3 separate regions of the Homo sapiens genome follow, and all the other regions are linked to region 1. Evidence: chromatin loops called from intact Hi-C (ENCODE). Cell type or tissue: PC-3. All regions are shown on one strand. Region 1 overlaps CFAP54 (cilia and flagella associated protein 54). Region 2 overlaps CFAP54 (cilia and flagella associated protein 54). Region 3 overlaps CFAP54 (cilia and flagella associated protein 54).

Evidence for each region. A loop is a pair of places that touch in the nucleus more often than their neighbours do. Peaks named below come from ENCODE experiments on the same cell type or tissue, not always from the same donor. Only the 100,000 strongest peaks of a DNase experiment are listed, where the experiment ranks them.
Region 2: it touches region 1 in a loop (4-fold over the local background); 1 of 110 quality-filtered maps calls a loop at or near these places.
Region 3: it touches region 1 in a loop (5-fold over the local background); 1 of 110 quality-filtered maps calls a loop at or near these places.

Annotation. Positions count from the first base shown.
Region 1 is chr12:96,716,407-96,724,406 of GRCh38, forward strand. CFAP54 (cilia and flagella associated protein 54) reads left to right here. Exons shown (of 68, transcript NM_001306084.2): 49 at 2,037-2,116; 50 at 3,999-4,159. Among named protein-coding and RNA genes, the nearest start is that of NEDD1, 190 kb to the right of the region's middle. RefSeq lists enhancers at 3,730-3,909, 3,930-4,039. In PC-3, a CTCF peak has its summit at 4,126; a DNase peak (open chromatin) is centred at 4,115; H3K4me3 peaks cover 1,577 bases; H3K27ac peaks cover 552 bases.
Region 2 is chr12:96,770,734-96,778,733 of GRCh38, forward strand. All of the region lies in intron 60 of CFAP54 (cilia and flagella associated protein 54), which reads left to right. Among named protein-coding and RNA genes, the nearest start is that of NEDD1, 130 kb to the right of the region's middle. In PC-3, no CTCF peak of the experiment used is centred here; DNase peaks (open chromatin) are centred at 3,948 and 4,338; H3K27ac peaks cover 3,705 bases.
Region 3 is chr12:96,806,614-96,814,613 of GRCh38, forward strand. CFAP54 (cilia and flagella associated protein 54) reads left to right here. Exons shown (of 68, transcript NM_001306084.2): 64 at 5,123-5,229. Among named protein-coding and RNA genes, the nearest start is that of NEDD1, 97 kb to the right of the region's middle. In PC-3, CTCF peaks have their summits at 4,833 and 5,034; DNase peaks (open chromatin) are centred at 1,328, 3,648, 4,038 and 4,688; H3K4me3 peaks cover 1,516 bases; H3K27ac peaks cover 4,909 bases.

The sequences.
Region 1 (8,000 bases):
GAAAGCATTTTTTGGTACTCTGCTTGCACTTCCATAAGTGTTCTTATTATTTTGGGTTCAAATTGTCATGCTTGCTCCTAGCAGTTCTGTTTCCCATTTGAGTTTCCTCTTCTTGCCTACTGAGCCCCTGTAGAAGTCAGGCTAAGCTGGTCTGTCATAGCAAATCAGTCTTTAAATATCATGGCTTAACACAGCAAGGGTTTAGTTCTTGCTCAGATTGACAAGGGGCTGTGTTTTGCAGAGCCACTCAGGTACCCAAGTGCTGCTATCCTGGAGGCACACCATCTGAAACACTCTGCTCTGACCTTGCCTAGAAAGCCATAGGGTGGCACATGAGCCCTTAAATGGAACTCTGGAATTTAGTCTGGAATTCTTATGTAATTGGATAAGACCGAATTTAACTGCAAAGAGGCCAGGAAGTATAGCTTGCCAGGTGCTCAGAAAGGAGAGGAGTATGCATATAAGTGAACATGATTAGTCTGAAACACAGATCCTAGATATGGTGTTATTTTTGCTGGTCATCCCATTGGGGTTCCTGTTTTGTTGGTATCAGCTATGCAATGGAGAAGGTGAAGTCAGTGAGATGTAGAGTGGCAGGCAGGTAACTAGCCTTCCTAAGGCATCAGGACTCCTATATCTCTTCGCCTATGGATGGCCTATCTGTCTAGCTCTTCTTTTTATTCTAGAGGAGAACACTCATGTGGGACCCATGTTAATTTTATCACACATGGGTTCATGAAAATGTCTAGGTTAAACTCTTCCTAGGGTCTTTTGTATGGTAACATGCATTCCAGGCTTCTTTTGTACCACGTTCAGGCATTTGGTTTGTCTCCATCATTGTCTCTGTCATTCTTACTTTCTCCCTTAGGTGAAAAAGCCCAGTCCCAGATCCTCCTGCTGGGCCTTCCAAGAGCCCTAGCCCTCCCTCATCCTCAGCTGACCCCTAGATTCAGACCCTCATAATTTAGGAGACTAGCCAGGTAGGGAAGTGTTGCTGTTGAAAGAGGAGAGGAAGTTCGGTGTATTAAGTTCCATGTTATTTCAGAATTTTTCTTTGTACTTAACAAACTTAATTTCTTCAGGTGGATATATTTTTCTGTCATTTGTAGTCAAATGATTTGTGGTTTATCTTTCTCTCCCACAGTCTAGAAGCCCAGTTGAATGAAGCAGGCAAAGACTGTGATCTGAATTCTCTCACTTCTCCCCTGTTCAGAATAAGAGCAGGCTTTGGATCGTGGATGGAGATTTTGAAAGAGATATTTGAGTATTGTGGATTATGCTCTTCCAGCTGGTCTCACGCTCAGCTCTTAGACTGAGGGGCTTGTTCACATCAGCAGAACTGATGCTTCCATGGAGATCTTATTGAAATGTTAGAAATATCTGGAAGAGGGCTTTCAGGAGTCCTGGGATCCCAGAAGAGGAAAAACTATATCAGTAGCCAATAACTTGAATAACATCACTAAATACCTAAAAAATTCTTTCAGAATTGTCTGATTTGTTGTAAGAATCAGCTTCAGCCTTCTAATATATGACATTAGGGACTATTTGATACAGGAATATGTTTCTATATTCCCGTGTTTCTATATTATCATTGTGTTTTTTAAAAAATTATTAAACTTATGGATAGTTTTCCTGTGAATGATGAGTTTTAAAAACTATTAATAGAATTAGGGTGGGTGCAGTGGCTCATGCCTATAATCCCAGCACTTTGGGAGGCCGAGGTGGGCAGATCACTTGAGCTCAGGAGTTCAAGACTAGCCTGGGCAACATAGTGAAACCCCATCTCTACAGAAAATACAAAAATTAGCCGGGCATGGTGGTGTGCGCCCGTAGTCCCAGCTACTCGGGAGGCTGAGGTGAGAAGATGGCTTGAGCCCAGGAGGTGAAGGTTGCAGTGAGCTGAGATTGTGCCACTGTGCTCCAGCCTGGGTGACAGAGCCAGACCCTGTCTCAAAATAAAATAAAATAAACCTAGAATTAATATTTAAACTAACCATAGATATCCTTGGTCCTTCCAAAATTTTGTGTCTTTATAGAGATATATTCAAAGGATGATGGAAGTTCATTTTATAATCTTACAAAACTTAAAGATGAGATCACTCTTAGCATGCTAAAGGTAAGTTTGAAACTGTTTTCAAACCATTAAGTTAGTTACCAAAAATCCACTATTAGGCCCTGGATGGGCCTGCTTTCAGAGTTATGCTTGCTCTTGTGAGAGCAGTTACCTTTTCTTGTGTAAGAATGGGTTGGAGCCAGAGGTGGAGTTTACTCCTCATGAGAAAAGTAGATGTCCAGTGGTGTCCAGCTTTGACTTCACAACCTGATTAAGGTGCTTCAGAAAATATGATTCGGCTGGGCGCGGTGGCTCACACCTGTAATCCCAGCACTTTGGGAGGCCGAGGTGGGCGGATCACCTGAGGTCGGGAGTTCAAGACCAGCCTGACCAACATGGAGAAATCCTGTCTCTACTAAAAATACAAAATTAGCTGGGTGTGATGGCGCATGCCTGTAATTCTAGCTACTCAGGAGGCTGAGGCAGGAGAATCGCTTGAACCCAGGAGGCAGAGGTTGCAGTGAGTCAATATCACGCCACTGCATTCTATTCTGGGCAAAAAGAGCGAAACTCCATTTCAAAAAAAAAAACAACAAAGAAACATGATTCATTATTTGGTGGGATATGAGTATTCCATCCCGTTTATCATTTCCCAATAATAGTGATGACAATGGCATCAACAGCTTTTGCATGATTATTTAATTTTTATAACTTTATGATGTAGGTAGTAATCATTTTGAACTGTGCTGTGCTGAACCATGAGAAAACTGAGGCTTAGACATCTAAGAATTTGACTAATATCATACAACTAATAAAATATAGATCCAGGAGAAGGACTACATCTTTTTGATTCAAAATCCATGTTCTTAAACATTATACTGAATTGCCCTAATATTTATATAATATTCACTGCTCTGCACAAATACATTTTTAGTGGCCTGTCACTTGAAAGATTGGTTGGTCCCTTTATCTTCTGCCATGTTAGGCTGCTATTTACTATTGATTGTCTACTGTAAAAATCTCATTATCTTCACATTACCAACTAGGTGACCATACTTTAACTTGAAATACAGTTGATCCACATTATTCACAGATTCTGTGTTTGCTAATTTGCAGATCTACTGAAATTTATTTGTAGCCTGAAAATCAACACTCTTGGCACTCTGTTGGCTATTCGTGAACACACGCAGAGCACAGAAAAATTTGAGCTGCTCAATGCACGTATTCCCAGCTGAGTTGAACAAGGAGATGCTCTGACTTTTTGTTGCCACTCTCATACTGTAAACAAGTGTCCTTTTCACGGTCTATTTAGTACCATGCTTTTTGAATTTTTGTCAATATTTACAATGACCCTCCAGCATAGTGCTGAAGTGCTGTGGAGCATTTCTAAGTTAAGAGGGCTGTGGTGTCCCTTATGGAGAAGCTATGTGTGTTAGATAAGCTTCCTTCAGAAGTGAGTGCTATTGGCTGTGAGTTCAAGGTTAGCAAATTAACAGTATATATTAAATATACTGTTATATATCCTTAGCCATAAACACACATTAAACAAGGAGGCTGTGTATTGAGCAGTTAATGAAAATGTTGTGACCAGAGGCTCTCGGGTACTTTTCTCCATGTCTCCCCTAGGAGCAATGGCTCAGTATCCAGTAATCAGTGTTTGCAAGAACTTTATAGAACATAACTACTGTGAATAGTAAGCACCAGCTGTGCACACAAGAAAAGGTCACTGTCATGCATGCTGACGCTTGCTTTCACTTTCCTTTTCGTTTTCTGTTGCCTTTTTCCTTTTTGCTGAACTCTCTTCTCTGGTAATTAGATACCAAGTTCCTTTTTGGTCTTCCATTCATTGTTACTTTTCAGTACATGAAAAATATTTGCTAAAGAAGAAAGAGACAGTATTTGTATTATTTCTGAACTCACGTGATGTATGGTATCCTTTCCTTAGTCGATGTTACTGATGGAAGCTGAGGACAGGCTAAACTTCCTTCTGTCCGAGGTGGAACAGAAGACCCTGTCTCAGTGCTCCGCTGGCGAGCTGGAGATTGTGGTGGAGGCCCGGCTTCAGCTGGCTGCAGTTGCTCTGCAGAGGCACCGGGCGGCATACAGGTGCGTCTCTCCATGCACAGGGGAGGGATACCTTTGAAGAGAGTTCCTTCACCCTAGTTTATTAAATAGACTTAAATTTTATGTAAGTTTTAGAAATTCCTATATCCATAGTATGCTTGCTTTTTATTATTCAGGGAAGTTTTCATACATGATTTCACTTAAAATTATAGCTCTGGCTGGGTGTGGTGGCTCATGCCTGTAATCCCAGCACTTTGGGAGGCTGAGGTGGGCAGATCACTTGAGGCCAGGAGTTGGAGACCAGGCTGGCCAACACGAAGAAACCCTGTCTCTACTAAAATATGAAAATTAACCAGGCTTTGTGGCGGCACATGTAATCCCAGCTACTCGGGAGGCTAAGGCAGGAGAATCACTTGAGCCCGGGAGGCAGAGGTTGCAGTGAGCTGAGATTGCCCCTCTGTACTCCAGCCTGGATGACAGAGCAAGACTCTGTCTCAAAAAAAAAAAAAATTACAGTTCTCAATAAAGCAATTATTTTATGAAGGCACACAGCTGGGTTGTTTAATTTCATATATAGAATGAACAAATTAACAATGCTTTGATTTTTTTATACATTTAATTTACTTTTTAAAAAGACTAAACCTTTTTACGAATAAAAGCTATGGAGTGTTTTCTTTTTTTCTAAAACATTGACTTAAAATATTAAAAACAAACCTATTTTGAAAAAGTAAGTTTCTGCATCATATTGCACTGAACTGTTTAATAAACTGTTGTAGGTAGCTAATTATTTAAATGTGCTGCAATTGTTAGTGTCAGCTCTTTCATTTAGTTTGTTCATCGATTTATTTATTTAGTCAACCAGTATCTGTTAACTCTCTCACTGCCAGGCTCTGATCTAGGCAGTGAAGATATAAAGATGCATAGAATACAATTTCTGTATCCATATGCTCACAGATATATAAGCAGTCAGGTAGAGTAGTAAAAATAATATTACAGCGCTTTTTTCATATTTAATAATATGGACATCCACATTCAAGAGTTTCTCCATGCCATTTGTGATAAACACTTCTATCATGAGGTCCTCTGACACATTCAATAGTGATTCATCTAATAATGCATACATTTCTTATCATTCATTAATTCGTTTAAAAAATAAGTTTGTGCACTTTCAATATGCTAGGCACTGTTCTAAGCTCCTGGCAAGTATCAGTGGCCCAATACTCATATATACAGTCTAAACAAAATATATAACAATATTGTGCAAAATCTTGCCCTATATTCTAATAGATAATAAACATGCTGGCAATAAACTATAAACACAAGTAAATTACAGAGTGTGGGCAAAAATGATAAGTGCTATGGAGAATATAAGGAGTAGAGGTTGGAGGGGGACGAGTTACCATTTTAAAATCGTGTGGTTGTAATAAGTGTGACTCCATTTTGATGTTCAATGGCTGACAGCTTTCAAGCCCGACCACTGTCCTTCTCTTTCTGCCCCTGACCTGAGCAAGCAGATAAGAAAGCCCATCTGTTCCCTCCTTTGGTGTTAGTGGAAAGTTCAAACCATGTAAGTCCTGGCCCATGTGCAGGAACTCTTACCTCAGTGCCACCCACCAACCACCATAAAACTCCAAGCCAGTCTCTTTTCCTTACTTTCTCCATACATTTTCCCACCTGTTTGGGAACCTGCTCTGATCTTCTTGCAAGGTCTCTTTATGTGAGCAGTACCCCATTTCATACCCTCTTGACGTGTGTGTATCTGGGATCAGTCGTGACATCTGAACCACATTTTGGGTGGTCAGGGCAGGCTTCATTGATGAGGTGACATCTGAACAAAGTACTTAAATGAGAGAATTATCCATGCAAATATCTATAGACAAAGTGTTACAGGCCATGGAGACATGCCTGATACATGTTTGAGGGACACCTCCAGGCCTCTTGTGGCTGGGGTGGAGTGAGTGAGGGGCAGAGTTGCAAGGGAGATCGGCAAAGAGGTAACTGGTGGACAAGGAGATTACATAAGACCTTTTGGCCAGGGTAAAGACTGACTTTGAGTGAAGTGGGGAGTCATTGTGGAGTTTTGAGCAGAGGAGTGACATGATCTGATTTTCATTGTAAAGGGTTGGCTCTTGCTGCTAGTGTGAGAATTGATTATAAGAGGAAAAGGGTGTGAAAGCAAGGAGATGAATTAAGGAGGCTATTATAATAACAGAAATATGGTGGTGTTTCTTACCAGTGTGATAGCACTGGAGGTAATGAGAAGTATTTGGATTCTGAGTAAATTTTGAAGGTAGAGCCATTCTGTTTTACAGATATTGGATGTAAGTTGTGAGAAAAAGAGAGGAGTCAAAAAAGAAGTGGTCATTAACTGAAATGGGGAGGTTGTAGGGGTGCAGCTTATTTAGGGGAAACACCAGGAATTAAAATTTGGATGTATGTAGTTTGAGATGCCCTTAGATGTACAATTGAAGATGTCAAGTATTCTGAGAGTCTTTAGAATATAGACAGTGTTATTCAAATCTTCCCAGCATAAAGAAAAGATAAATGTGTAAGGTGATGGATATACCAATCACTGCTATTTAATTATTACACATTATGTAATGTATCAAAATATTTTATGTACCCTGGAAGTATATATGTCTATTAAGCATCAATAAAAATACAATGATAAGAATAATACAAATTTAAAAGTACAGTATAACAACTAAAAAAAGTAAAGACAGAATTTTAATACTGGATGAGCTCCGTTAGGGGGTATAAATAGATGGAAGAGAGAAAAGGACCAAGGATCAAGCCCTGAGTTTTGTACTCCAACTTTACGAGACTGGGGAGAAAATGAGGAACCAGAAAGGGGACTGAGAAGAAGTGACCAGTAAGATAGAAGAAAACCAAGAGATTATGGAACCCTGAAAGCCAAGTGAAGAAAGTGGTTGAGGAGAATGGAGTGACCAACTGTGCCACAAGCTTCTGATAGATTGAGTAAGGTAAGGATAGAGAGTTGACCCCTGGATTTAGCATGGAGGCCAATGGTGACCTTCACAGGAGTAACTTTAGAAGATGCTTGGGAAAGATTATGTTTAGAGTTGTTTATGAGAGAATGGGAAGAGAGAAACTGGAGCCCACAAATAAAGATGATTCTTTTTTTTTTCTTTTTTTAAATTATTATTATTATACTTTAAGTTTTAGGGTACATGTGCACAGTGTGCAGGTTAGTTACATATGTATACATGTGCCATGCTGGTGTGCTGCACCCATTAACTTGTCATTTAGCATTAGGTATATCTCCTAATGCTATCCCTCCCCCCTCCCCCCACCCCACAACAGTCCCCAGAGTGTGATGTTCCCCTTCCTGTGTCCATGTGTTCTCAGTGTTCAGTTCCCATCTATGAGTGAGAACATGCGGTGTTTGGTTTTTTGTCCTTGCAATAGTTTACTGAGAATGATGACTTCCAATTTCATCCATGTCCCTACAAAGGACATGATCTCATCATGTTTATGGCTGCATAGTATTCCATGGTGTATATGTGCCAGTTTCTTAATCCAGTCTATCATTGATGGACATTTGGGTTGGTTCCAAGTCTTTGCTATTGTGAATAGTGCCGCAATAAACATACATGTGCATGTGTCTTTATAGCAGCATGATTTATAGTCCTTTGGGTATATACCCAGTAATGGGATGGCTGGGTCAAATGGTATTTCTAGTTCTAGATCCCTGAGGAATCGCCACACTGACTTCCACAATGGTTGAACTAGTTTACAGTCCCACCAACAGTGTAAAAGTGTTCCTATTTCTCCACATCCTCTCCAGCACCTGTTGTTTCCTGACTTTTTAATGATTGCCATTCTAACTGGTGTGAGATGGTATCTCATTGTGGTTTTGATT
Region 2 (8,000 bases), 54 kb after region 1:
TCAGGAAAATCCTGTGGGAGTGTCATTATGCACATTTATAAATGAGGCAAGGTGCTCATTCAGAGAGGTTATGTAACTTGTGTACTATTCCACTACTAATTCAAATCCTGATCTATCCAATTCTAAAGGCTCTGCTGTTAAGCTTTATGTTGGGTGTGATAAGAAAGTATTGCCAGGAACTTAAAATGCAGAATTGATGCTTCTAGTCAGCCTGCTGGACTGCTTGGATGGAGTTGACATGAGTGATGCCTCTGCCCTTCGCAATCCAAACACATTAACAGTGGTGGGTAAATAGTACAAAAATTGTTTTAATTTGTAGCTGAGCTTGAAACCAGGAAAGGAAAATTCCAAATTGCCAAAGCAAATTGGAGATTTGTAGCAGGGCCTGAACCTGAGGACTTCACTGGAGAGGAATTCAAATTAGGCCTTAACAGATGGAACTGGGACTTCAGTACCAGACTCAAGGAACAGTCTGGAAAGAGGGCCCTGCAGGTAGGGAAAGTCAGAAACCAGCTAACTATATAAATGGGGATTCAGAGTGGGCTTGTCCACAAACTGGGGACTAGAAATACACTGTCCACTGGTTTGAGTAGATTCAGGGAAACAGCACAAATGCCCACATTAAAACCCACTTTAGTCCCGGAAGCAGTGGCTCACGCCTGTAATCCCAGCACTTTGGGAGGCCAAGGCGGGCGGTTCACGAGGTCAGGAGATGGAGACCATCCTGGCTAACACGGTGAAACCCCGTCTCTACTAAAAATACAAAAAATTAGCCAGGCGCGGTGGTGGGCCCCTGTAGTCCCAGCTACTCGGGAGGCTGAGGCAGGAGAATGGCGTGAACCCGGGAGGCGGAGCTTGCAGTGAGCCGAGATAGCGCCACTGCACTCCGGCCTGGGCAAAAGAGCGAGACTCCGCCTCAAAAACAAAAAACAAACAAACAAAAAACAACAAAAAAAAACCCCACTTTAGGTTGTAAGGTTGTAATTCACACCACCTGAATGATACATGGAAATTGGCATTTTAAATACTGGCCCAGAACCAGTGAAACCCAGGGAGCTCTGGCCTGGGCTGATGGGAAGCGATTGCAAAGGGATCCTTCTCCATGCAGGACAGAAGGGACTCTTCCTCAATCTTCCCCAATTCTTCTGAAGATGGTTATAGTACAAATTGTATCTGGACAAATTCTGGTAACATCTTTGGGTTAGGAAGAGAAAATAATTGTAAGTATTCAGTCAGAAAAAGAAAGTTTTCTAAAAAGGAACAAACACTGAACTGTTCTTAGTTTTTCTCTGCAGCATTAAAGATCAGATTACATTGGTCTAATATGTATGGAGTGTTTTTTTCTTTTAGTTTAATTCATTTTTTTGAATAGGTAATTTATTCTCAAGAATCAAAACTCAAAAGATACGAAAGGGTATCTTTCCATCTTCTCTGCAAGTGTCCAGTTCTCAGTTCCCCCCAGAAACAATCAATTATTACCAGTCTATTAGTGTCCTATTCCTGCTGTAACAAATTACCACACATTTATTGTCTTTTGGTTCTGGAGGTCAGAAGTCCAAAATAGGTCTTATTGGGCTAATTCAGGTGTCACCAGGGATACATTATTCTAAAAGTTCTGAGGGAGAATCTGTTTCCTTGCATTTCCCAGCTTCTAGAGGCCACCTGAATTCCTTGGCTCATGGCCCCTCCCTTTATCTTCCAAGCCAGCAGCGTAGCATCTCCAAATCTCTCTGACCCGAAACATACTCCTCTGACTTCGTTTCTGCATATACAGACCCTGTGATTACATTAGGCCCACCTGGATAACCCAGGATAATCTCCTTATCTCAAAGTCAGTTGATAGGTGATTGGTGGGCAATTTTTTTTTTTTTTTTTTGAGATGGAGTTTTGCTCTTGTTGCCCAGGCTGGAGTGCAATGGCATACTGCCCAGGCTGGAGTGCAATGGAATAATCTCGGCTCACTGCAATCTCTGCTTCCTGAGTTCAAGCGATTCTCCTGCCTCAGCCTTCTGAGTAGCTGGGATTACAGGCACCCACAACCATGCCCGGCTAATTTTTGTATTTTTAGTAGAGACAGGGTTTCACCATGTTGGCCAGGCTGGTCTTGAACTCCTGACCCACATGCCTCAGCTTCCCAAAGTGCTGGGATTACAGGCGTGAGCCACCATGCCTGGACTGGTCTGCAATCTTAATTCTCCTTTGCCCTGTAATCTAACATATTCACAGATTCTGGGGATTAGACATGAACATCTTTAGGGGACCATCATTCTGCCTCCCAGAGTCATTTTCTTGTGTTCCCCACCAGAGATGTTACATGCTTATATCAACTGTCAGAGTTCCATTGTAGAGGTCAGAATCCACTCCAGTTCATTCAAATAGAATGAGATTTATCAAAGGACTTTCAAATTCAATGGGAGAGCTAAAGAAACCAATTCTAGGCTGTGTCCAGAAATGACTAAGCCACATGTAACTGGACCACCAAGGCACAGCTTTTGTTTGTTTCCTATAAAGGAAACTTGTAGATCAGGAATTTGTCTGAAGAATAGAGAGCTTCTGCTCAGCTGTAGGCTTAAAAACCACACTTCTTCTGCCAGAATCACACCAGCCGAAGAGATGCCTTGAATCACCTGTCTCCCTCACCGCTTAACCCAGTTCCACCTCCAAGTCTTGCATGAATGCACTGAATTTATAATACCTAAAATCCCATCCAGGACAATAGTTGCAAGGACATTTGGGAAGTGTCATTTTTATCTTCATAATTTCTTCAATATAGAAAAGCATATTTGGAGTTTAAGATGGATGTTGAGTGAACCAACCTGGTATATGCACTGATACATTGACATATTTTTCCCTTAAAAATACAAATAGTGGTATAACTGTACACATAATAATGCTCCTTGCTCTTTTTTCTTTAAATTAATATAAATGTATCTTGACAATTTTTCCAAATCATCACATAAGCAGCTTTTTTATGGCTGTATAATATTCCTTTATATAGGTCCAGCATAATTAAATTCATTAGTCTCTTTGATAGCTATTTATGTTGTTTCTACTCTTTTGCTATTACATTCATCTGTACATCTTATACATTTGTATCATTTTGTACATAGGCTAGTATATCTATTGGGTCAATTCCCATAAAGCAAATGTCTAGATCAAAGGGTGATTTCATTTGAAAATTTGATATTTTTTGCCAAGATCATTCTAAAAAGGTTATGCCACTTTGTACTCCTGTCAGCAGTTAATAAATGGTCTTTTTTCAACACCCTTGCTGACAAAGGTACATTATAAACATCTTTTAAACTTTTGTTGACATGGTGGGAGAAAAAAAGGTTCAAATTTAATTTGCACATATCTTGTGAGGACTAAGCTTGAACATCTTTTTGTGAACTCTCTGCTCATAATCTTTCCCGATTAAAAAAAAATTTGGCCTTTAAGTATTTGTAGAAGTCCTTTATTATGAAAATCAACATTTTAGTTGTGATATTTGTAAATATAGCTTTCTAATTTTTCAGTTGTTGCTTAACATTTTACATGATAGTTCTGTTCCATGAAGAAGTTATTTATTTCTATATAGTAGAAATTATTAATCTTTTTGATAGATTTTGGATTTCTGTCATAGTTAGAAAAGTCCTCCCTACTCAGATTCTTTAAATAACTTATAGAAATCTATTCGGAATATGTAAAGTGTGACAAGCGGATATAAATTTAATTTTTCCAGATGGCTACCCCATTTCTGTACTTTTCTTTCCGTTCTAATTGATCTGTCCATTCTGGTTTCAATACATTTTTTAAATTTTTGTAACCTTATAAAAATATACTTAATATAAAGATAAGTCCCCATTAATTACTCTCTCTTGTGGCTTTTTTATGTGTTAAGTCTGGAAGCAGCTTGTCTAGTTCCAAAAAGTCCTGCTGTATTTTTATTGGGATTACGTTATATTTAGACATTAACTTAGAAATAACTTACATTTTTATTCTACTGAATCATCTTAACCAAGAATATTATATGCCCTTTATATTTTCTAGTTCACATCCCTTAGGGTGTTTTAACATTTTCTTCAAATAAGTCTTGTACTTTTCTGGTTAGGTTTATTTTTAGAGATGTTATCTTCTTATTGTATTATAATTTAAAAAAATTATTTCTATTAGTTGTTTTTATGTACAGAGGCTACTGATGCCACTATATTTACTTTATTATCCTTAGATATTTTCTCCACTTGGTCATCCATGAACAAGGTTGAAGTCACCAAATATTTTCTGTAAATAGTCAGATAGTAAATATTTAAGTCTACTTATTTAAGTCTTTATGGTCTCTGCTGAACCTACTCAACTTGCTATTGTAGCATAAAAGGAACCATAGTCACAGTGTAAATGAATGAGCATGGCTGTGTTCCATTAAAACTTTACTGTGGGCCGGGCGCGGTGACTCACGCCTGTAATCCTGACGCTTTGGGAAGCCGAGGTGGGCAAATCATGAGGTCAGGAGTTCGAGATCAGCCTGGCCAACATGGCGAAACCCCGTTTCTACTAAAAATACAAAAAATTAGCTGGGCATAGTGGTGGGCACCTGTAATCCCAGCTACTCGGGAGGCTGAGGCAGGAGAATCACTTGAACCTAGGAGGCAGAGGTTGCAGTGAGCTGAGATGGCGCTACTGCACTCCAGCCCAAGCAACAGAGTGAGATTCCATCCCCGACCCAAAAAAAAACTTTACTGTGGACATTGACATTTAAGTTTCATATGATTTTCATGTAACACAAAATATTATTCTTTTAATTTTTTTCCAACCATTAAAAATGTAAAAACCATTTTTAGCTCATGAGTCCCACATAAACACGTGTGGCCAGATTTTGCCCATGGGCTAGAGTTTGACAACACCTGGACAAGGCGAACAGAGGTCCTCTGCTGCTCACATAATTGTTCCTCCTCTTATATCTGTAGTTTTTGTTTTTGTTGACAAGATGTTACTTGGACTATGAATATTCTTAAGTATTATATCTTTATTGTGAATGACACCCTTTAACATTATAAAGGTCCCGCTTTTGTTTCACTTTTTGGCCAGAATTCTACCTTGTCTAATACTGAGATCACAAATATTGCTTTCTTTTGGTTTACATTTTCCTGCTACACATTTTTGCATGTTTTTATTTTCAAACTTTTGAAATAATTTTATTTTAAATATGCTTTTACATAGGGCATAGAGTTGGGTTTTCTTTGTTATAAGACCTGATAGTATTTTTCTTGTAATAGGTGATTTAAATGTAAATGTATTGATATGTGGGGTATGTTTGATGTTATTATTTCAGATCACTTTACAATATGTATACAATAAATTAGGAAACAAAACCAATAAAATTAGAAAGTTGTAATTTTAGGGGAAAAACTATTAGCCAACTTTTTCAGGAAAATTAGTTATAGCAAAAAGAAAACTTCTCACAAATGATAAGAAGAAAGTAATCAATGATGTTAAGAAATTAAATTTTTAAAGATTTTTTTGGTTCAACTTTAAGCAAATTTGAAAACTTCTATATAACTTGTAATTTCCTGGGAAAATATAATTTATCCAGATTTACTTTAGGTAAAAAAAAAATTAGACAAATCTATTAGTATAGAAAACAATACAGTTCTATTAGAAATTAAAGCTGAAAAATTAAAGTTTATTAATTAATTTAAAAAGAATAGTAATAAACTCATTACAAGTTAACATAAATAGCATATTACAGATCTCATTAATGTCTGACCCAATAAAAGATAGTTGAATTCTCACACCTACTTCTGCAGACAATCTGCTGCAATATAATGTTTTGGTTGAAATAATTTTTTTAAAAATCCAGCCTCACACAGATATGTAGTTAGAAAATGGAGGAGTATTTCAACAGCCTTTTCAGATAATTGTGGATAGTCTTCTTTGAAACTAAACCAGAACTGCGTAAGTGGTAGTTTCTTAAAAGTTCATTCCAAAGTAGAATCTGAAATTATATCATTAAACTTTTTGAACTCTGTTATATCAAAATACATTAGTCTGTCTTGCTGTTGAATGACATCTTTTACCCATGCATGATTTTGTAACATTGTATATTAGGCATTTGGAAAATATGGACTTCAAATATGCAGGTCTTCTAAACATGTATACATTTTATTGGACAATATAAAAAATGTTAAAATATCACCACAATTCCTATCAGAAAATTCTAAGTATTGAAAAGTTCATAGTGGTAGATATAAGTTTTCCAAAATTCTAAATCGTTACTTCAAAACTTGAATTTTATCTTTGGCAGCACACCCGTCAGTTGTTTCCCTGGAAGTCAGGTATACTTCTTTCATTTTTGAACAAATGTTTGCCTCCTACCTAAGTCTGAAAACATTTTGTCTTGTCAGCTGTTCTTTCAGTAAAAATGGCAGTCCATGAAAAAAAAAGTAAAAGTGCTCATTCAGCTTGCAACTCAAAGAATCCCTGAAGTGCTTTTCCTGGAGACAGCCATTGCACTTCAGTATGCAGCAGGAGTGTTTTTTGTGTGCTTCCCATTTTATCACAGAAAAGATGAAAAAAGTGTGTGCTCAAGGGTCAGTAGTTAATAACATTAACAACTTTTACTGCTTCATCAAGGATATTCTTTTTTTTTTTTTTGAGATGGAGTTTTGCTCTTGTTGCCCAGGCTGCTGGAGTGCAATGGCGCAATCTCGCCTCCCTGCAACCTCCGCCTCCCGGGTTCAAGTGATTCTCCTGCCTCAGCCTCCTGAGTAGCTGGGATTACAGGCATGCACCACCATGCCCGGCTAATTTTGTATTTTTAGTAGAGACGGGGTTTCTCCATGTTGGTCAGGCTGGTCTCAAACTCCTGATCTCAGGAGATCCACCCACCTCGGCCTCCCAAAGTGCTGGGATTACAGGTGTGAGCCACTGCGCCTGGCCCATCAAGGATATTCTTAAGTGAAACTGACATTTGAATCAATGTGTTCATTCTACTATGAGGGCATGGCAATGAAGAATGCAAGCACTGCTAGGATGGTTTGGTGCCACTACCTTCCTACATTTCTGCTAAGGCACTGGCCATTAAACTTACCATTGCTTTTGTGCCATCAATGCCAAATGCTAACACATTTGTTCCAGGATAAACCATTAGATTCAGAAAAAGTTGCCAATCATTGACATAGGAAGAGATCTTTGAATAGTTGGTGCTGATACTGTTAGACAAATATAAGCAAAACTGCAAGTCTAGCCACATCTGTAAATTTGAGCCATTTGTAGTACAACTGTTATGTACCCGTACAAATTTTAAAAATAAAAACAAAAGGTAATCTAGGCATGCTTCTTTGAAAAGTTTTGAGCCATTTACAAGGCAAAAGTATAATTCTGCAGATGAGTTATGAACTGAGTCTTTATGTTTGCAGCTACATTTAAAATCTAACAAGTTATTTTATTATTGGAAAGTGCCATGATTTCATTGGCTAAATTTTTTTCCATGGGTGATTACTGCAAATGGAATATTTAGGTCTTAGACCTCAGGATGTGCATTCATCAGTGTCAACTGTATAAAATTTTATTAGTCTCTAGGTTTTTGTGTACATTTCTCTAACTAATGCATTTATCTAGCTTTGAGTTTGAAAGGCTGCAACAAATAATTTTTTTGGCTCATCACATATAGGTTTATAATTTTAAAATCTTTTTTCTTTAAACTATGAACAATTGGTCTCAAAATAATTCTTCAACTTGACTGGCACTATAATACTATTCAAAAGTGCACAGCTCACCATCAAGAAGTATGCTTTGCAATTTCTTCCTGAGATTTACATCTTAGTAGCATCACCTGTCTCCTTCTCTATACATTCTACTTGATGACAATTGCTTTGGGCATTATTCCACACATTTTGTGGCTTAGGATTTTTAGCTCTTCTCTGATTTACTGAAAATGGAATTTGTGTTTTTGTTACTTGTTTTCTTTCTTGTCTTGTGATAATTTTCAGGGGGTAAAAGGGATGTGCCAATCTTATATGAAT
Region 3 (8,000 bases), 90 kb after region 1:
GGGAAAACTACTAAGTCATAATAAAAGCAGAAGCCCAATGATCAACTTAGATGTTGGAAGTGCTGTAACTCAGGGACCATGCAGAGGCCCAGGGATTCCCTTTGAGGTGCTCTGGATTTTGGGCCAGGTTGACCATGCAATTAGCTGGAGCCTGATCCTTCAGATGGGGCCCAAAATAACATCCAGCTTCAGGGAGCTTGGGAAGGCAAAAGCTGTTTAAGGGAGATAGGGACTGACATTTGAAATGGCTGTTGCGACTCAAAGTGTGGCTGAGAACCAGCAGCACTAGCATCCCCTGGAAGTTCATTAGAAATGTAGACTCTCAATTCAGACCCACTGAGTCAGAATATGCATTTTAATAGTAACTCCCAAGTATTATGCACATTCAAGTTTGTGAAGCACTGGTCTGTGCCGTTGCTACTAATGCAGCTTACAGTTCTAATGATGATTCTCCACTGCTGCATCATATAGTAGGTTCCATTGGAAACCTTCTCTGACTTCTCTTGGTACCACCCAAGGCAAAGTTCAGAACTGAAAAGAAACTAAGAGAACATCTATTCAATGCTCACATATTATAGATGAGGAAGTAAGGTCCCATGTGGGTAAAGTGACTTGACCAATGCTGCAACTCATTAGTGACATAAACAGGAATGAGAACCAAACTTTTCTCATCCCTACTATTGATTTCTTTACAAACACATATAATTTAGCTGCTTACTAATTAATAAAACATTTATTGAGTACATACCATATGCCAGGTATTTTCTTAGGTGATTAAGATACAAAGATGAGGAAGTCAGGCAATCAACTCCACCTAGTACAAGAGAGCTCGTCTTTCACTTATTCCTGGGCTATAAGGGATTCTAAACATAAGATACATTTTAAATTCAATAGTCCTCAGTGTTTTTCAAAACCATATCACTTCTTTGCCATTGAAAAACTAGTCTTTGCAGAAGTGAGTAAGGGAGCATTGAAAGTTCCATCATGAGTGTATTTCTCCTCCTGAATCCACCCTGAAGTATAAAGGTGATATAGGGTGAAACTGGCCCCTTGAAGACTGAAAACAAGCTGGGAATAGAACTAAGTATTAGTGGATTAGGCAAATACTGGCTGGGAGATCGAATGGGAAGTCATCTTGGGATTAGCAGTAGGTCTAAGAGAATATGAAGAATGAAGCACCAAAGAAGGGTAAGGAGCCAGGAGTGATCATGAGCTAAAATAATGCCTTAGAGAATTATTATTGCTCTAAGCACTTCACATGGACTCATTGAGTCCTCACACCACCGATTCATGGAATAGGGATTACACATCTCCATTTCACAAGTGAAGAAGCCAGAGGCATGAATGTTGACTTGCCCATAGTCTGTGTTTGCATTATGACTATGTAAGTATCATTCATGGCTAAGCCAAATAGGTTACTGCTTCCTTTATTTCTGCCTTCTTCTTTCCTGAAGAAAAAAGTTGCCTTATCTTTAACTTAGAGTCAGTCTTTTGCCTTTTTGAAAGTTTGGGAATAATCTCTAATTCTTCCCAAACTTTCAAAGAACTATACAGTCTTCTCCATTTGGTCAAACTCATCAGCATATCTTTCAGTTCCATTGTTTTTCTTCTTCAGAGACATGCTCTGCACTGATTGCTCTTATGGCTCAACTATCATCTTAAGAGTCCCATTCGTCACTCTATTGCAAATTCCTTCCCCTCTCTCTAAGTTGGGTTCCCTGGGTCTCCTGTTTCTGTCTTGAGTTACTCTCTTGTGTCAGATGAACACATCTTCCAGCTTCCTGAAAAAGGGTGTATTAGAGGTTCTAATTTTTCAGAGTACTCACGAGACTTCACAAAGAAAGGATAAGGCATGGAAGGCTAAAGAAAGCACAGGTGATCATTTGAGACACTCAAGATATCCAGGGGCAGCTTTCAGAGTCTCAGTCACATAGGACACAGTTCATTTATGGATTATAAACCACCAAAATATGGCATATCGTGGTCTCAAGCTGCTCTCTTATCTGAGGAGGAGCCTTTTATATCTCTGTTTATGTAGTCAAAAACACGTGTGAGCCCAGACTTAATAATAGAAGTGAAGATAATAGATCCAGCTGCCAATCATTAGTATGCACATTTTCTATAAAAAATGCAGACCAGATGTTATAGGCTGCTCCCTGGTGTGTTTCAGACCCTAGAACAGGACTGCGTCAATTACTGGTTAACACATTTTATTCAGGTTTGTCCAAGGGCCAATACCATGACTACATTCCCCTTATATGCTAACAGGGTTGCAGCAAACTAACTGAGATTACCCAGGAGGTAAAAAGACCTTGAATGTCTAACAAAAGATCTTTATTTTAATGCTTAATTCATTGTTTTCTTGGCATAAAATTCTAGGCTGACAGTTATTTTCCCTGAAAATGTGAGGGGCATTATTCCACTTGCAATCTTGCATTGCTGTTGAGAAGTCTGATCCCATTCTGATTCCTAGTTCTTTATTTGTGACTCTGCTAGCTCTCAGTCTTCCCTCTGTCCCGTATGTACTGAAATTCCATGATGCGCATTGGTGTGAGTCTTTCATCTGTTGTGCTGGATATTTAGGGTGGCCCTTTCAAAATGGAAAGTAATATTCTTCAGTTCATGGCCTTTTTTTATTTAATAATTTCCTCCCTCTGATTATCTTAGTACCTTTTGGAATTTCTATTATTCAGTTATTGAACCAATTGGATTAAGTGTTTACTTTTCTCATTTTTTTCCCTATTATCTACGTTTTTAAATTTAGGTTTCACTTTTGGGGAGATGGATTCAACTTTATATTTTCAATCTTTTCTTGATTATTTAGTTGTTTTGATCATATTTTTATTTTTAAGTAGTCTTCCTTGTTCTCTGATTGTCCCATTTTGTTAGTATCCTGTTCTTGTTTCACAGATACAATGTTGTCTTTCTTCTATCTGAGGATATTAATTATGGTTTCATTGGAGTTTTCTCCTGATCTTTGTCTTATATCTTATTCTGCAATTTCCCTTCTGTTAGTTTTAGTTTTTGCCTTTCATTTCCTGTCTAGTGACTCTTGACTGTCTACTTATGTTTGAAGTGAAACACTAAAAAGCATATTTAGTTAGATATTGACTTGTGGGCCTCATTACAGGATAACTGCAGAAGGAGGCAGTAGTTTCACTGGAGGATGATGAAATTTCAGCACCTGTAGGTCTTTTCTCTTTGACATATCAGTTTCCCCAAAGACAATTCTGTTAGACTCCTGCCTAATTTACTACATTCTGAGAAGGGGCTGTTGTGGGGTAGCAGGATGTCTCTCATTCAGAATACAGACTTTCACTTAATTCCAATGTTTTTAGTAAAGCACCTGAGCGTTGTACCTAACGTCCCTTAGCATAGATCCTCTCTGATTTAACATAAGCAGAGAGCAAAATAGAAGAAGTTCAGCCGGGAGAGAGGAGGCAAGGGAAAGGAGGAGTCTCCAGGTTGTACCCACCCAGATGAAAGGGAGGTTGTCTAATGTTACTCCCTGTTTGCAGTGCCACCTACTCCTGCCTTTAAAGGTACCTGAGCCTCCAGTTCCTGAGCTTCTCGGTGTTCTCAGTCATGCTTGTTGTTGGCAACCCCTCTGAAAACACTTAGGACACAGCCTTTCCTTTCTGCTGAGTCAGCTTTGTTCTTCCAGGTGCTTTCTGTCCTTCATAGTGTTGCTAACATCTTTTGTCTGCTTCATCTCCTCTTGTGTTCTTTCTGTCCTTGTGTACTTACGCCTTTTAAAAATACCTTTACTCTTATCTTAGTTTACTTTGTGAGGAAGCAGAGGTAAAGGCATGTGCTTTTAGGGGTGAAGAGAGTTTTTTCCTCCTCTTCTAAAGATTTGGGTCTAATAAAGTCTACCAAAATAATACTGACAATAGATAGCTTAACAGGAGAAAAAGCATACAAATTTAGTAATGTGTATAAGCACAGGAAAATAACAAGAGAATGATTACCCAATTACTCATACCGGAACTGAATGGACCCAAAGGGTAGACCATAGTTTTTGAATGATCTGTTTGAATGGGACCAAGAACAGACAATAGCTTGTGGGAAGTTATGGGAAGAAGAGCGGTAGCACAACACTGCAAACAAAGGTTGTCCGATTATGCAGATAAAGTCTCCCAGGCAATCTCTCCAAGCTGCCCTCAGAAGAATAGACAAAAACTCTGTGTGGGCCTGGTGATGACTTTTAGTCTTTTCTCCTCTCTGGTGCTTAATCTTTCTTGGTTATTTAATGAGATTCCTAGAAAGGGAGCTTCAAGACTATTGTACGTCTTTTGGAAGAAGTTTTCTCAGGCAGATACGGGAACCTCCTGAGAGAGCCCCTACCTGTGCTGGGTTAAAAGGTCTTGGTTCTGAGGTAGTTTCTAAGGCCTTCTAACGTCCTTTGTTACTTTGGGGCTCTGTTCTCTGAGCCTCAATATGCCTAATTACTCGGTTTTGATTGGCAGCTCTGGACAATAGCTTTCTTATATCTGAAATGAAGGAATTAGACCAGATTATCTCTAAGCTTCTGTGACTCTCAAACGCTACAAATCCATAACTAAGTAGGTGCTATAACTTATGCAACTGACTCTAAGAATTGTCAGAATCCAAACAACAGGGAAATTACTAGAGCATGAATCATCAAGGGACGTTTCATCTTAGCTGTGGTGGCTAGAAAGCTGTGTGTGGATTGGATAAATGGAGAGAAGAGGAAGGCAACAGCATAAGTGAACTCATAGAAATGACTATGCCCACTTATGGGAACGGTACACATTGAGAAGTAACAAGGAACAAAGTTGGCTATTTACCAGGTGTATGCTTAATACTTACTGTAGAGGGCCTTCAAAAGCTGAAATATAAACTTAATTGCAATACAAAATGTCACTCTTCAAAAATAATATCATATTGTTACCAAATAGTATTTATTTTCATCCTACAACCTTTGTACAATTCTGGTTCACATCATTTCTCTTTCAGGTGAATTGAAAACCCAATTTTTCTCTTCTAAACAAATACTTTTCAAAGTACAGTGATATTATTTTGTGAACTAATGCTGTAGTTTTTGAGCTAAACTCTAATTTTGATGTCACATTTTATACCCCTTTTATTTTTCTTATAGGTTTTATTGTTGTATGCATATAATTTGAAGCCTCTGAAGATTTCAGATGTTAGACATTCCACTTATAACAGTACATGTGTTGGCTCTTTATGGATTCCACTGAATAGGCAAGTAAAAATTCCACAACTCGAATTGTCTTTGTTGTTATCTCTCACGAGAATAGACTCTTTCAGTAATTGGCAAGGTGTAGCATAGGAGACCTGCTAAAAGGCACTTCGCGAAGAATCTTCCTTTTGTTTAGAGGAATATTATATTGCAGTGCTTAAGGGCATGAACTCTGAATCCTGCCTGCTTCATTCAAATACCAGTTGTGCCCCTTATTACCTTCACAACCTTGGGCAGTTTATGTAACCTCTGTACTTCAGTTTCCTTATAGTAAAATGGGAATAATACTAATAATAGTACTGAGGGTTGCTGAAGGAACAGTTCATACATGCTTCATAGAGATTACAGAGAGCACAAGGATGTTGTCTGTACTATATTTTGCCTGTAGTTTCAGCGTGGTTAAAAAATAATTTAATGTGGCTTTGTATGGAGTTTCAAAATTAAGCCCAAACTCCACTACCTCCCTTGGCCCACCTTTCCCTCTGTGCCCAGTCAGAAGTCTCTGCTTCATCTAGGTTGTTTTCCTCCCTCTCCATCAAACAGGTCATCTCTCTTAACTTTTTGCTCATGCCTCGTTTCTCTCTTCCTGTTTCACTTTACCAATTTCCCTGTTGTTGTTTTTTCATTTATTACTTAGTTTATTTTTGACTCCATTGTTCATTGCCCTTCTGACCTTAGCCTCCATTTCCTCCATTGTAGGATGGAAATGATCATAACTGCTCTGCCTGCCTTTCAGGGTTATTGTCAGGACTAAGATAGACAGTGTGTGAACATGCTTTGAAAAGCTTAACCACTAACGCCTGTTCCATCACTAAAGCCTGTTCCATCACTAACGCCTTTTCCATCAATGGCTTGGTAAACAGAGAATTAGTGTTTCTCTGTCCTTCCTTTGAGAGTCTTGTTTATGTTCCATGATTTTCATTTTGAATGACTTCTTGGCATCACCATGAAAGAGACAAAGGCTGTTTCAAGTGCTGGGCATATTTTCAATTGTTCAGTCAGTTTATTTGTTCCTTCTTTTCTTTCTTTTCTTCTTTTCTCCTCTTCTCTCCTGTTCTTCCCTTCCTTCCCTCCACTCCTCTCCTCTTTATTTTCATTCAGTCAATTTATTTTCTTCCTTCTTTTCCTTTCCCTTTCCTTTCTTCTTTTCCAAGTGAAATGGTCAAAAACTTAGGTACAGGCTACAGACCAGCATAGCTAAGCAACCAAATCAGGTAATTCTGCACTTGCTTTGTAAATCCAGAAATGTAGATTTTTCCAGCCCCATATGATGAAAATGATTATAATTTCTATAAAGTAGAAAGTCATCAAACTGATAAGCTTCTTTTTTTTATTCCAAAAAGTTTTGAATTTTGGTGTACTTCTGATCAATAGTAGGGTTACTAAAATTAGTGACAAGCCCCAGCCACTGAGGCCATCACAGAGGACCATGCCCAACAATCTTTTATCTCCTTGTCCTTTGGTGGCACTGTGAAAATAAACTATTTCTCTCATCCTGGGTGGCATTCCTTGTGTTCTTATGAGGCTCAAGATTAGTACATGGGAAATTGGTCCTGATCATCCTTTGGAAGGCAAAGTAGGAGTAAAACAGGTCAGAAAAAATAGGCCAGAGAAGAAGAAACTTGGATAACCTGCAAATTGGGACATCCTCCTTTTATCATTCACTTCCTCATCTCCTAGTTAAGTTCTCATAAGAAAAAGTATATTTTAATTCTTTGCATTTTTTTACAGCAACAAAGGAAACAATAGTGTTCTCAATGAACAGACATAAAACCTTCTGTGTAGTTCTATCTAAATTGTGCTGTTGTGACCAAAATCAAGTTCCTTGCCTACTGTCTCTGCCTTTAAACCTACAGTCATCCATGTTTCTACTTACAACTGGGTCCTGCCCTCCAGGCCACAGCAGACCCTGGGAGAGAGTGCCTAGGAGTCAGTAAATTAGAGCAGCGGCTGTGGGGAGCCCAGACGGGATGGTAGATGCTTGTTTGTAGTGCCAAGGTTTAAAAAGCTGGAACAGGCGTTGACCTGGAGGACAGAAATGAAGAAGTACGTGGGAGGACAGGGAAGTGAGGGGCAAATGCATGCCAGAGCACAAAGGGAGGGAGCAAGATGTAGGCAGGTGCAGTCATGGGGTCCAGGCCTCACACCAAGATTCAAGTCATCTGATGTTGCTCTTTGCATGAGGACTCAGCCTGCTTTGCCCGTTCCCAGACTGCTCTTTGTGGAGCTAGATGGGGCCATTTACTCTGCCAGCACAGGCAGTGAAGTTCTGGACACTCATGTACAATCTGAAACCCAAATGTCAAAGAACGGTTTATCCTTCCTAGAATCCCAAGTATTATAAAGGAAAGCTATGCTATTTGTGGAAGACAAATAAGACTTCTTTCTCTAGGTATTGGAATAAAAGAATGGCGTTTTAGAATACTATCTTTCCTTCATGTGGTTACTTGTGGTTAAGAACATACATACTTATGTCATTTCATCCTTACAAAAGCCTTATGAATTGGATGAAGTAGATTTTCTTATTCCAGTCTTACAGTAGAAGGAACCTCAGGGTCAGAGAGATTAAGTGAGTAGTCTAAGGTTTCATGGCTAGAGTTTGAAGGAACCAAGCATGACTCATCAAGTCTTTCACCTCCTCATCTTCTTTTCTCTCCAATGCATCAGACACCTTTTCCAGCATTATTGGAGATGACCTATTGTTTTTTAAGTTTTACTTTAAGTTCTGGGATACATGTACAGAACGTGCAGATTTGTTACATAGGTATACACG